Regions from separate parts of the Homo sapiens genome. Here all the other regions are linked to region 3. The links are chromatin contacts, found by Hi-C or POLR2A ChIA-PET in ENCODE. All regions are on one chromosome and are shown on one strand. The core of a region is the stretch at or near the end of the contact, and the rest is flanking DNA. Distances in the headings are between cores, read along the strand shown. Region 1 holds the start of UBE2L3 (ubiquitin conjugating enzyme E2 L3). Region 2 holds the start of PPIL2 (peptidylprolyl isomerase like 2). Region 3 holds the start of TOP3B (DNA topoisomerase III beta).

Region 1 (4,128 bases), core at 867-3,366, 420 kb before region 3:
CAAAAATTAGCTGGGCATGGTGGCAGGTGCCTGTAATCTATGCTACTCAGGAGGCTGAGGCAGGAGAATCACTTGAACCCGGGAGGCAGAGGTTACAGTGAGCTGAGATCATGCCATTTTGCACTCCACCCTGGGTGACAGAGTGAAACTGTGTCTCAAAAAAAAAAAAAAAAAAAAAAAAAAAAAAGAGAAAAACTCCTTAAGAAGGTCTGAGTATATTCTGAAGCTATGTTCTTCTCTCTGCATTGCTACCTGAGGTCCAAACCACTGTCACCTCTTTGCCTGAATGATTGCAACCGGTTTCCAAGTGGCCCCTGCTCCCCTTCTTATCCTCTTACCCACCTCCATTCCCCATTTTCCAATCAGAGTACTCCTTTTTTTTTTTTTTTTTTTAAGATGGAGTCTCACTCTGTCGCCCAGGCTGGAGTGCAGTGGCGCGGACTTGGCTCACTGCAACCTCTGCCTCCCAGGTTCAAGCGATTCTCCTGCCTCAGCATCCAGAGTAGCTGGGATTACGTTCGCCCACCACCACACCTGGCTAATTTTTGTATTTTTAGTAGAGACGGAGTTTCACCATGTTGGTCAGGGTGGTCTCAAACTCCTGACCTCAAGTGATCCACCCCCCTCAGCCTCCCAAAGTGCTGGGATTACAGGCATCAGCCACTGTGCCAAGCCCCAAAGTACTCTTTAAAACATGCGTCTCAGCCCAGGTGTGGTGGCTCATGCCTGTAATCCCACCACTTTGGGAGGTTGCGGCGGGAGGACTGCTTGAGCTCAGGAGTTTGAGACCAGCCTGGGCAAGACAGTGAGACTTCATTTCTACAAAAAATAAAAAAAAACTTAGGAGGGTGTGGTGGAACGTGCCTGTAGTCCCAGTTAATTGGGAGGCGAAGCAGGAGGATCCCTTGAGCCTAGGAGGTCGAGGCGGCAGTGAGCTGTTATCGTGCCACTGTACTCCAGCCTGGGTGACAGATCAAGACTCTGTCTCAAAAAAAAAAAAAATCATCTGACCATGGAGTCAATACTCATATCTATCAAAGACCTCTCACAGCACATGGAATAGAAACCAACTCCTCCCCTTTCTACAAGACCCTCCATGGTCTGTCCCCTGCCTCCCTCCCACCCTATAATCCTTTTACTCCATTCTGGACACTGAGACAGCCTCATGGTCTTCGCCAGTGCTGCTTCCTCTGCTTGAAACATTCTCCTCCAGTCCTCCCAGCTGTTCCTTCCCATTTTCCAGGTCCCAGCATTGGCTTTGGAGCCAGCAGCCCACCTGTGACAGGAGCCTGGCTCTGCTCCTAGCTGGCCGTGTGACCTTGGGCAAGTCACTGGCTTCTTCTGTGCTTCTGTTTATTGTGAAATGAGGATGTTAATGCTAACGTATCCCAGAGGATGGTTTCAAGGGTTAAAGAAAATAAAGCACTAGAGAGAGGTCTGGCACTTAGTAGGGCCATTTCCTCAATTTGGCTTCCTTGACCTCTCAAAGTATGTCCCCACAGTCACTTTCCTATCACCCAGTTTTCTTCACAGAGCTTGGCAGTGTGAAGTAACCTTGGTTATTCAACTTTTTTTTTTTCCCCCAAGACGGAGTCTTCCTCTGTCACCCAGGCTGGAGTGTAGTGGCAAGATCTCGGCTCACTGCAACCTCTGCCTCCCGGGTTCAAGCGATTCTCCTGCCTCAGCCTCCTGAGTAGCAGAGATTACAGGCGCCCGCCACCACGCCTGGCTAATTTTTTGTATTTTTAGTAGAGACCGAGTTTCACCACGTTGGCCAGGCTGGTCTCGAACTCGTGACCGCGTGATCCACCCGCCTCGGTCTCCCAAAGTGCTGGGATTACAGGCGTGAGCCCCCGCGCCTGGTCAACTATTTTATGCAATCAGTATTTATTATGCTCCTACTATGTGCCAGGCACTGGTTGTAACTGCCATCTGATTGGACGATCCGTAAACGCTGAGGCCCAGTCTGTGCGGTTCACTTGCGTTCCTCCACGCGCCCCCCAGCACAGTGGGAAGCACACAGTAGGTGCTCCGCTCTGCTCCTGTGCCCCGCCCCGCGGCCCCTCCCCCGCTCCAGGAAGTGCGGGGGCTCCAGCCGCCCGGCCGGCCGCGATGCATTCTGGGGAAGGAGCAGCACCAAATCCAAGATGGCGGCCAGCAGGAGGCTGATGAAGGTAAAAGCCATTCTCTGGCAGCGGCCGGGCGTGGGGCGGCGTCCTAGGCTCCGGATCCCCGAGGCAGGCGGCGGCTTCTCAGGGCGCTGCCGTCTGGCTTCCTGCCCTACACGGCCTCGTCGGTTCCCTGGGCCGCGCGCAGGCTCAAGGTGCTAACGGGGCTGGCCTAGGCCGCAGCCTGGGCGGGAGCGCAAGGCCGCGCTGGGAGCCGCTGTCGGCCCCTCAGCCCGGCCCGGGGCGTTCACGCCACTCTCCGCCCGGAGCTTGGCCGCGTCCCCCTGTCGCGGAGGCCGCGGTCCGATCTGAGGGCGTCGTTAATGTGAGAGCCCGGTTGGGAGGCTCCAAACCGGGCGCCTTCGGGGAAGGCCCGAGCGCCGGAGCCCCTGCCCGGAGCCCGCGCCGCGGAACCGCCCCGCCCTGGGCCGCAGCGCGCCGGGCTTGCAGCTCCGCTTGGCCCGGCCGCAGCTCGGGAGTCTGGGAGGTTCGGGCTAGGAAAGAGAGAAGGAGGCCAGGCGGCCAAAGTTAGGTCAGTTTGTTGGTGGGTCGTTTGGAATTGCGCTGGGTCCTAGCAAACTGTCGCCTTGTGACTGCAGAGTCACACAGCGGGTAAGTTCCAACTCCAGGAAGGCCTGAGGTCGGCCCCGATCGCGGCGCGGTTCTGCTTCCCTCTCCTCCACTCAGTCATCCCGATCTCCCCTCCCTGATAAAGTGCCATTTTTGGGGGGATAACGGTTGATTTCAGTCGTTCGAATCAAAACGGGCCAAAGTTTATAATAATAATTTGGTACTTTGGATCTTGAATGCAGCAGGGTGCTTTCTCGCTAATTGGCACCTTTTGGTGAGGAACACATGCTAAATTGGCTTAGTACTTTTGCCAGTGGATTTGCCAAGGTCCTCTGTAGCCCACCCCGCCAGCATCTGTGAGTCGGCGGCTGGGTAGTGCTGCCGGCCTGCAACGGGCCGGAAATTAAAAAAAGGCCCAGGAGCCAGTTTCCTGAGGGGAGATAAAGAGCTGGGGTTCGTTCTAGGCGGAGCAGTGCTTGGTAGAGCTAGACATTGAACTTGGAGCCACAGTCTCTGAGCATTCCCTCCGTCCCTGGGAACGTTTCCTTTCTTTTGTTCCCTAAGGGCTAGAGAGGACATTAACTTTATAAAACTGGAGTGGAAGTGGGCACAAAAGAACAGTCAGAGGACTTCAGACCTCTCCTCATCTCTTAAGCTAGTGACACCACCATTCACCAGATAAGGGGTCGGTTAATGGCTTTCTTTCCTACCCTACTCCCAGGTGCAGTCGTCCATTAACCCTTGTGGATTTAAATTTAGAAAGATTTCTGGAGTGCAGGCCGGGCGCGATGGCTCACGCCTGTAATCCCAGCACTCCTGGGAGGCCGAGGCGGGCGGATCACTTGAGGTCAGGAGTTCAAGACCAGCCTGGCCAACATGGTGAAACCCTGTCTCTACTAAAAATATAAAAATTAGCTGGGCGTGGTTGCATTTGCCTGTAATCTCAGCTACCCGGGAGGCTGAGGTGGAAGAGTCGCTTGAACCCGGCAGGTGGAGGTTGCAGTGAGCCAAGTTTGCACCACTGCACTCCAGCCAGGGCGACAGAGTGAGACTCCATGTCAAAAAAAAAAAAAAAAAAAAGATTTCTGGAGTGCATGCCTTGCTTTCTAATGTTACTGAAATTACTCTGAATCTATATCCTCATCTCTCAGGTGCCCTCCCAAGTGCTCTCCTCCCCAGACTACCCCTGACGGACACCAGAGTTCTTTTAAAGCAGATAACTCAATTCTTTCACTCCTGTTAAAAACCTCTATGGTGTTATTGTCCTCAGCAGTTAATCCTAACCTCTTACTTGGCATGCAGGACCTTTCTGAGACTGGCTGAAAGCAATCCCTTGAGCCTCACCTCCTGCCCTTTGGTTTCCCACAGTTCTTGCACCTAATCACAGTAG
Region 2 (3,952 bases), core at 421-2,920, 320 kb before region 3:
GAGAAACCCCTTCTCTACTAAAAATACAAAATTAGCCAGGCGTGGTGGCGCATGCCTGTAATAATCCCAGCTACCTGGGAGACTGAGGCAGGAGAATCGCTTGAACCTGGGAGGCGGAGGTTGCAGTGAGCCAAGATCACACCATTGCACTCCAGCCTGGGCAACAAGAGCAAAACTCCATGTCAAAAAAAAAAAGAAAAAAAAAAAGAAAATTCTACTTTGACCAGACATGTTAATTTAATTTTTTTAGGCAGAGTCACTCTGTCACCCAGGCTGGGATGCAGTGGCCTAATCTTGGCTCACGGCAACCTCTGCCTCCCCAGTTCAAGCTACTGTCTCGGCCTCCCAAGTAGCTGGAATTACAGGTGTGTGCCACCACACCAGGCTAATTTTTTGTATTTTTAGTAGAGATGGGGTTTTGCCATGTTGGCCAGGTTAGTCTTGAACTCCTGACCTCAAGTGATCCGCCTGCCTCAGCCTCTCAAAGTGCTGGGATTGGCCGGGCGTGGTGGCTCACGCCTGTAATCCCGGAACTTTGGAAGGCCAAGGCAGGCGAATCAGGAGGTCAGGAGATCGAGACCATCCTGGCTAACATGGTGAAACCCCGTCTCTACTAAACACACACACACACACACACACACACACACACACAAAGTGCTGGGATTACAGGCGTGAGCCACCACGCCCATCCAGACATGTTACATTTCAGATCAGTGGTTACCCAAGTGGAGATCAGGAACCTGGAGTGCTGGTGACTTAGTACTGGGAGTCATGGGATACAAATGGCATTTAAAATTAGGAGCCTAGGCAAGATTACCCTGGGCCTGAGTGTAGCTAGGGGCCCAAGGTACTGATCTGACCCAAGGGAAGGGTCTGGCAGAAGAGACGGAAGGGATCAGGTAGGGCTTTGGACCTCTAGGCTTGATGGCCACCTGCTGCTGGGCCTCCGAGGGGCCTGGAGGCGGTGGGGACCGAATATGCAGAGAGAATGAGAAGTGAGCGAGTAGAACGAGAGTGGTACATGGCTTTGAAGGCATCTGCCACGGAGGCGGGAAGGGATGGGGTGGAGGCTCATGAGACTTGAAGCTCTAGGAGGACGTTGAAAAAGACCTGAGCGCTGGCCGGGCGCGAAGCCTCAGGCCTGTAATCCCAGCACTTTGGGAGGCCAAGGCGGGAGGACTGCTTGAGCTCAAGAGCTCCAGACCAGCCTGGGCAACATTGTAAGAGCCTGTCTCTACAAAAAATTAACAAATTAGCCGGGTGTGGTGGTGCGTGCCCGTAGCTACTCGGGAGGCTGAGGTGGGAGAATCGCTTGAGCCTGGGAGGTCGAGGCAGTAGTGAGCTGTGATTGTGCCACTGCACTCCAACCTGGGCGACAGAGCGAGACCCTGTCTCGAAAATAAATAAATAAGACCTGAGAACCCAGTATGGGAATGGCCCTGAGCCGTGGCTAGGGGGGTAGACAAGGCGGTCCAGACAGACCCCTCAAGAAGATGGGGCTTCGAGGCTGAGGGAGCTCGGCCCCGAAAAGACGCCTGCGGGAGATGGCACACCTAGCTAGGACCCCATACTGGGCAGGCGATCCTTCCGAGCATGAGCACCTGGCGCTAGCGAACCACAATTCCCAGCACGCCAGGCGCCCGTTTCCGGGGCGCGCCGCGGAACCCGGAAGTGGTCACGGAACTCGGCTGCGGCTCCATGGTCTGAGTTGTCAGCCGTTGTTTTTTCGTGCTCGCTAGTCGCCGCCGCCGCTCCGCCATGGGGAAGCGACAGCACCAAAAGGACAAAATGTAAGTTGAGCCGCAGTCGGGAGCGGCGCTCCACTCTGCCTCAGTGAACCGCCTGTCCCGCACTGCGCGCCGCTCGCCTTCCCTCTCAGCTACTCCCCAGAGCACAGCCCAAAGGTCACTTCCTCCCGGAAGCTGCCGCCCTGTCTCCAGTCAGGGTAATGACCCTCGGGCCGCCGCGCTCTCCCGGGGCCGCGGCTCCGATGACGTCAGCTGCGGGCTCGAGCGCAGCCCGGTTTTCCTTACTCTGGTTCTGCCCGGACCGTCCCCCGTCTGTTCGCGAGTTTCGCCCTTGAATGAGTAGTCTCTACCTCTTCCGTACTTCACGTCTCGCTGTGTTCTGGTTCATGCCTATCAGCCTGCAAACGTGCTGCAGAGCCTTCTAATTTAAAGCAAACCAGGTCGGGCGCAGTGGCTCACCTGTAATCACAGCACTTTGGGAGGCCGAGGCGGGCGGATCACCTGAGGTCAGGAGTTCAAGACCAGCCTGGCTAATACGGTGAAACCCCGTCTCTACTAAAAATACAAAAATTAGCGGGGCGTGGTGACGGGCGCCTGTAATCCTAGCTATTTGGGAGGCTGAGGCAGGGGAATCGCTTGAACCCGGGAGGCGGAGGTTGCGGTGAGCCGAGATCGTGTCACTGCACTCCAGCCTGGGCGACAGAGCGAGACGCTGTCTCAAAAATAATAAATAAAATTTAAAAATCCACCCGTGCCCCGTGCCCCACGTCCCACGTTCCCCTCCCGCTGCCGCCGTGTTGTTTCTCTTAAGAACAAGTGAGAGACTAGTGGCTTCATGCTGTTTTCTGAGTCTCTTGAAACCACTCAAGTCAGAATTTCGACCCCAGAACTGTTGGGCTTCTCAACAGTATGTCACACCGTTGACCACTCCCTCTTTCTGAAGCCCTCCTTTGGTATCTGGGATTTCACCTGCTCTTTGTTTTCTCTCGACTTCAGCGGCCTCTCTTTTCAGGTTCCCAGCGACTTCTTGTTGCTAAATATAGTATTCAATCCTCAGTCCTCATTTTTTTTTTTTTTTTTTTTTGAGACGCAGTTTCGCTCTTGTTGCCCAAGCTAGAGTGCAATGGTGAGATCTTGGCTCACCGCAACCTCCGCTTCCCGGCTTCAAGAGATTTTCCTGCCTCAGCCTCCCGAGTAGCTGGGATTACAGGCATACGCCACCATGCCCAGCTAATTTTGTATTTTTAGTAGAGAAGGGGTTTCTCCATGTTGGTCAGGCTGGTCTCGAACTCCTGACCTCAGGTGATCCACCTGCCTCGGCCTCCCAAAGTCCTGGGATTACAGGCGTGAGCCACCGCGTCTGGGCAGCCTCAGTCCTCATTTTGTTGGGCTTCTCAACAGTATGTCCCACTGTTGACCACTCCCTCCTTCTGAAGCCCTTCTTTGGTATCTGGGATTTCACATGCTCTTTGTTTTCCATCGACTTCAGCGGTCTTTCTTTTCCCAGTCTCCTTTCTGGACCCTCCTCCCTTCTCTCAGATCTCATACGTTTCTTTTCCATAAACATTCTCTGTGGGTGATATAATTTCCCAGTCATCTATAAGCTGCTTTCCCCAGTCTTGTGTAGTTAGTGGCTTACTTAATATCTCCACTGGAGGACTGAAAGACATCTCAAATTTTTTTTTTTTTTTTTTTTTTTTTTTTGAGATGGAGTCTTGCTCTGTCGCCCAGGCTGGAGTGCAATGGTGCCGTCTTGGCTCACTGCAACCTCTACTTCCCACATTCAAGCAATTCTCCCACCTCAGCCTCCCCAGTAGCTGGGATTATAGGTGCCTGCCACCATGCCCATGCTAATTTTTGTATTTTTAGTAGAGACAGGTTTTCACTATGTTGGTCAGGCCGGTCTCGAACTCCTGACGTCGAGTGATCGACCTACCTCTGCCTCCCAAAGTGCTGGGATTACAGGCGTGAGCCACCGTGCCGGGCCAGACATCTCGAATTTAATATGCCTTAAACAGAACTCTTGATTTTCAGCTCTTGAGCCTGCTCCTCCCTGTAAACTAAAAATAAAACCCTAAGTCCCCCCACTGGCTAAGCAGACACCCTTGTGGCCAAGAGAACCCCAGGAAAACCTTAAAACTGAGTTCCTGGCCATGATGGGATAGAGATCAGCTGTGCCTTGTTATATCCCCCTCCCTTTTGTG
Region 3 (3,811 bases), core at 576-3,075:
GATTCTACCAAAATCAGAGGCCCAGAAGTGAGGTTTAAAAGAGATTTAGGGACTCCCCTTCTCTCACCCTGGGAAGCCAGAGGCCAAAAGGGAAAACTCGCAGCAGAGGGGCATTGTTCTGTGAGGGTCTGAGTTTCCCATCTCTTCCAAAGTAGGAAATTTTGTCCTAAAATGTTTCCTCAGATTTTCTCATGTCTATGCCACAGAGTAGTCAGCAATTATGTATGACATAATGAGGACACACCAGGGACCAGGCAGTCCTGCCAGCATCCTAGGCAGGGATGCTAATAGGTGCTGCCATTTTATTGGCCTAGACTGGGACTGTGGGGTCAGAGAGACCAGAGCTCCAGTGGCTGGACTTGGTTGTTCTAGAACCCGTGCCCCAAGCCTGATCCTGTCCTGCCTCTGTGAGCACTCTGATGGAACAGCAGCCCAGCTTTGCTTCCTTGTAGCACTCATCACTACACTTGGTACAGCTTCCATCTACTTATTCAGCTCTTGTCTTACAGCTCCTAGAAAGTAAGTAAGCAGCAGGAGAACACGGGTTTTGCTTTGTGCATTCTCACGGTAAATAGACAGTGAGCAAATACTTTGCGAGGCTGAGGCAGGTGGATCACCCGAGGTCAGCAGTTCAAGACCAGCCTGGCCAACATGGTGAAGCCTGGTCTCTACTAAAAATACAAAAATTAGCTGGGCGTGGTGGCGCATGCCTGTAATCCCAGCTACTCAGGAGGCTGAGGCAGGAGAATCACTTGAACCCGGGGGCGGAGGTTGCAGTGAGCTGAGATCGCGCCACTGCACTCCAGCCTGGGTGACAGAGTGAGACTCTGCCTGCAACAAAACAAACAAAAAAAGAAACAAGCAGATGTGGCCTGGGAGTAGGCCTAGCAGTGGTCTGAATAGCATTAAAATTCCTAGGATTTACCACCTCAGTAACTTTACCAAATGCTTCTAGAATCAGGAAAAGAGGGAAACAACCATTTCTTAAGCTCCTCCTTTGTAGTAGGCACACCATAGCTATCAACACTATTCAATCTCGCCAGCAACCCCATAAGGCAGGTGTTGTAATTTTTTAAAACTGTGAGTAAATGGAGGTTCAGAACAAGTCACACTAGTGTCAGGTGACCTTGGCAAAAGAATCCCAGGACTGGCTGGCCATCAAGCCCAAGTTAGGCTGGCCTCTCAGGTCCTGTTTCAAAAGGTGAGAAGATAAAAAGGCAAGACTAGGAACATCTTACCTTTCACTTCTGCGAGAAATTATTGCCCCTGGATTCCAGCTAATTTGTTCACAAAAGTACCCTACTTCATTTACAGATAACAGGTCAGAGAACCTGGGTGCCCTCAAAACCCAGCCAGGGCCTAGGGGGCGGCGAGTGGAAGCTGCCTGGGTGTGTACCGCACCGATCTGGGCCCCGGTGGCTGCACAGCTTCCCTGAGCCTCAGTTTCCCTACCTGTGAGACTGGTACAGCAGATCTCACCCTAAAGAGCTGTGGGAGGGTTCGAAGAAGAAAAGTATTAACCACAGCGCCTGCTCCCTGCAGGCACATGGCGGGCCCATCTCCACCTCCCTGAACCCCCACAGCAAGCCCCGCGGGAGAGTATCACCCCCGCCAGGGAAGAGGCAACAAGAATGCAGAGCCCGGCCCGGGCGCTCTCCCGAGCTCGCGGGTCCTCCGCCGGCCAACGTTCAGGAAACAAGCCAGAAAAATGCGTGCGCTTCCCGCCTTTCTGAGCCGCCGGGCGAGGGTCCCGCAGCCCGCCGCTCACCCACAGCCGCACCGCGGATCCAGCTCCGGTCCTTGTTCCCGGGGCGGCTACCGACAACCCCTATTTCCGGGTCCAGCCGCTTCTGGCGTCCCCGCGTCCGGTGTGCCAGCGTCTGCCCTCCGGCTCCGGCGGGTCGGCGTTCTTAGGTTCCGTGGCTCGCGGATTCCGGGAGCACCCCAGGGAGTGGCACTTGCACGCCGCGGACCGCAGGGATCCCCAAGCCCTGCACCCAGATTCTTCCCCGCCACGGAGAGACAATCATGACAATTATCATTACAATGATTATGAAAACTGGCATGAAAACATTTATGCTGTTAATAATTAAAATAATAAAAATGTACCGATGTGTGTATAGCAGGCTTCTTTTCGATGCTGTAAAAAAATCTGTGGAATGAATGAATGATCTGTGTAAAATATATTTGGAAGATGAATTCTAAAATTAAGTTATTTATTTATTTATTTATTTATTTATTTTGAGACAGAGTTTTACTCTTGTCGCCCAGGCTGGAGTGCAGTGGTGTGATCTCGGCTCACTGAAACCTCCGCCTCCCAGGTTCAAGCAATTCGCCTGCCTCAGCCTCCTAAATAGCTGGGATTACAGGCGTGCGCCACCACGCCCAGCTAATTTATATGTGTATGTATATATATGTGTGTGTATACATATATATATATATTTTTTTTTTTTTTTTTGAGGCGGAGTCTCACTCTGTTGCCCAGGCTGAAGTGCAGTGGCGCAATCTCGGCTCACTGCAACCTCCGCCTCCCGGGTTCAAGCGATGATCTCGCCTCAGCCTCCCAAGTAGCTGGGACTATAGGCGCTTGCCACCACGCGGGCTAATTTTTTGTATTTTTTTAGTAGAGACGGGGCTTCACCGTGTTAGCCAGGATGGTCTCGATCTCCTGACCTCGTGATCCGCCCGCCTTGGCCTCCCAAAGATTTCTATATTTTTAGTAGAGACGGGGGTTTCACCGTGTTAACCAGGCTAGTCTTGAACTCCTGACCTTAGGTGGTCCGCCTCCCTCGGCCTCCCAAAATGCTGGGATTACAGGTGTGACTCTTCACGCTCGGCCAACTAATTTATTTGTTAGAGCATTAGGATTATGGAAGGTTTAAAATACGTTTTATGATCTTATTTTAAATAACATACACACATTGCCCTTGTTCCTTGTAGATTTTCCCAACCTGCTGTTTTTTTTTTTTTTTTTTTAAAGACAGGGTTTCACTCTGTCACCCAGGCTGGAGCGCAGTAGCGAGATCACAGCTCACTGCAGCCTCGATCTCCTGGCGTCAGGCGATGCTCTCACCTCAGCCTCCCCAGTAGCTGGGACCACAGGTGCCAGCCACCAAGCCCAGCCAATTAATTTTTTTTTTTTTGGTAGAGATGGGGTCTAGGGGGAGGGTCTCACTATGTTGCCCAGATTGGTCTCAAACTCCTGGCCTCAAGTGATCCTCCTGCCTCGGCCTCCCAAAGTGCTGGGATTACAGGGGTGAGCCACTGTCCCGGGCCCCAACCTGCCTTTATTGGAATGATCTGTGTAAAGTATATCTGGAAGATGAATTCTAAAATTAAGTTATTTATTTATCTAATTTATTTTGATAAATAATAAGTAGTCTGGATAGAGGCTCTGGAAAAAGAAAAGTTCTATAGGCAAATTAAGGTTTGGAAATGTCACAAATTATGAGTCACGGTGAGACTTCACTTTCAAAGCAGAACTCCTGATTCCAAACCCACACCTTGGTAGGTTCTTCGTCTCCAAAATGGCAACTCCATCTTCCTGGTTGCTCAGGGACAGAGCCTGGGAGCATCCTGGACCACCCACAAATCCTGCCATTACTGTCTTTACAATACAGATGCTCCTCAACTTCAGATGGAACTACATCCACATAAACCCATCTTAAGTTGAAAATATTGTGACTCGAAAGTACGTTTTTGACTTATGGTATTTTCAACTTACTATGGGCTTACCCAGATGTAGCCCCATCATGAGTCAAGAAGCGTGCAGAATGCATACTGGTTTTGTAGTTGAAAAATCCTGTAGGTG

Evidence for each region. Hi-C counts contacts between places; a loop is a spot of excess contacts on that map. ChIA-PET counts read pairs that join two places held with the same protein, here RNA polymerase II (POLR2A). Pooled maps may share reads with other maps.
Region 1: a pooled map shows a loop between it and region 3 (5-fold over the local background). The contact joins the promoter of UBE2L3 here to the promoter of TOP3B in region 3. A Hi-C loop is called at or near these places in 2 of 50 pooled maps. POLR2A ChIA-PET finds 5 or more read pairs at or near these places in 2 of 52 experiments (T-cell and activated CD8-positive, alpha-beta memory T cell).
Region 2: a pooled map shows a loop between it and region 3 (6-fold over the local background). The contact joins the promoter of PPIL2 here to the promoter of TOP3B in region 3. A Hi-C loop is called at or near these places in 7 of 50 pooled maps. POLR2A ChIA-PET finds 5 or more read pairs at or near these places in 6 of 52 experiments (HEK293, K562, activated B cell and 3 more).

The regions. Positions count from the first base shown.
Region 1 is chr22:21,565,598-21,569,725 of GRCh38, forward strand. UBE2L3 (ubiquitin conjugating enzyme E2 L3) reads left to right here and starts at 2,117. Exons shown (of 4, transcript NM_003347.4): 1 at 2,117-2,174. The coding sequence starts at 2,148. RefSeq lists silencers at 1,111-1,298, 1,941-2,180, 2,431-2,570.
Region 2 is chr22:21,664,342-21,668,293 of GRCh38, forward strand. PPIL2 (peptidylprolyl isomerase like 2) reads left to right here and starts at 1,671. Exons shown (of 20, transcript NM_014337.4): 1 at 1,671-1,790. The coding sequence starts at 1,759. RefSeq lists enhancers at 1,603-2,513, 1,748-1,987, 2,058-2,107.
Region 3 is chr22:21,980,962-21,984,772 of GRCh38, forward strand. It overlaps TOP3B (DNA topoisomerase III beta), which reads right to left and starts at 1,826. Exons shown (of 18, transcript NM_001282112.2): 1 at 1,769-1,826. RefSeq lists enhancers at 1,227-2,213, 1,711-2,005.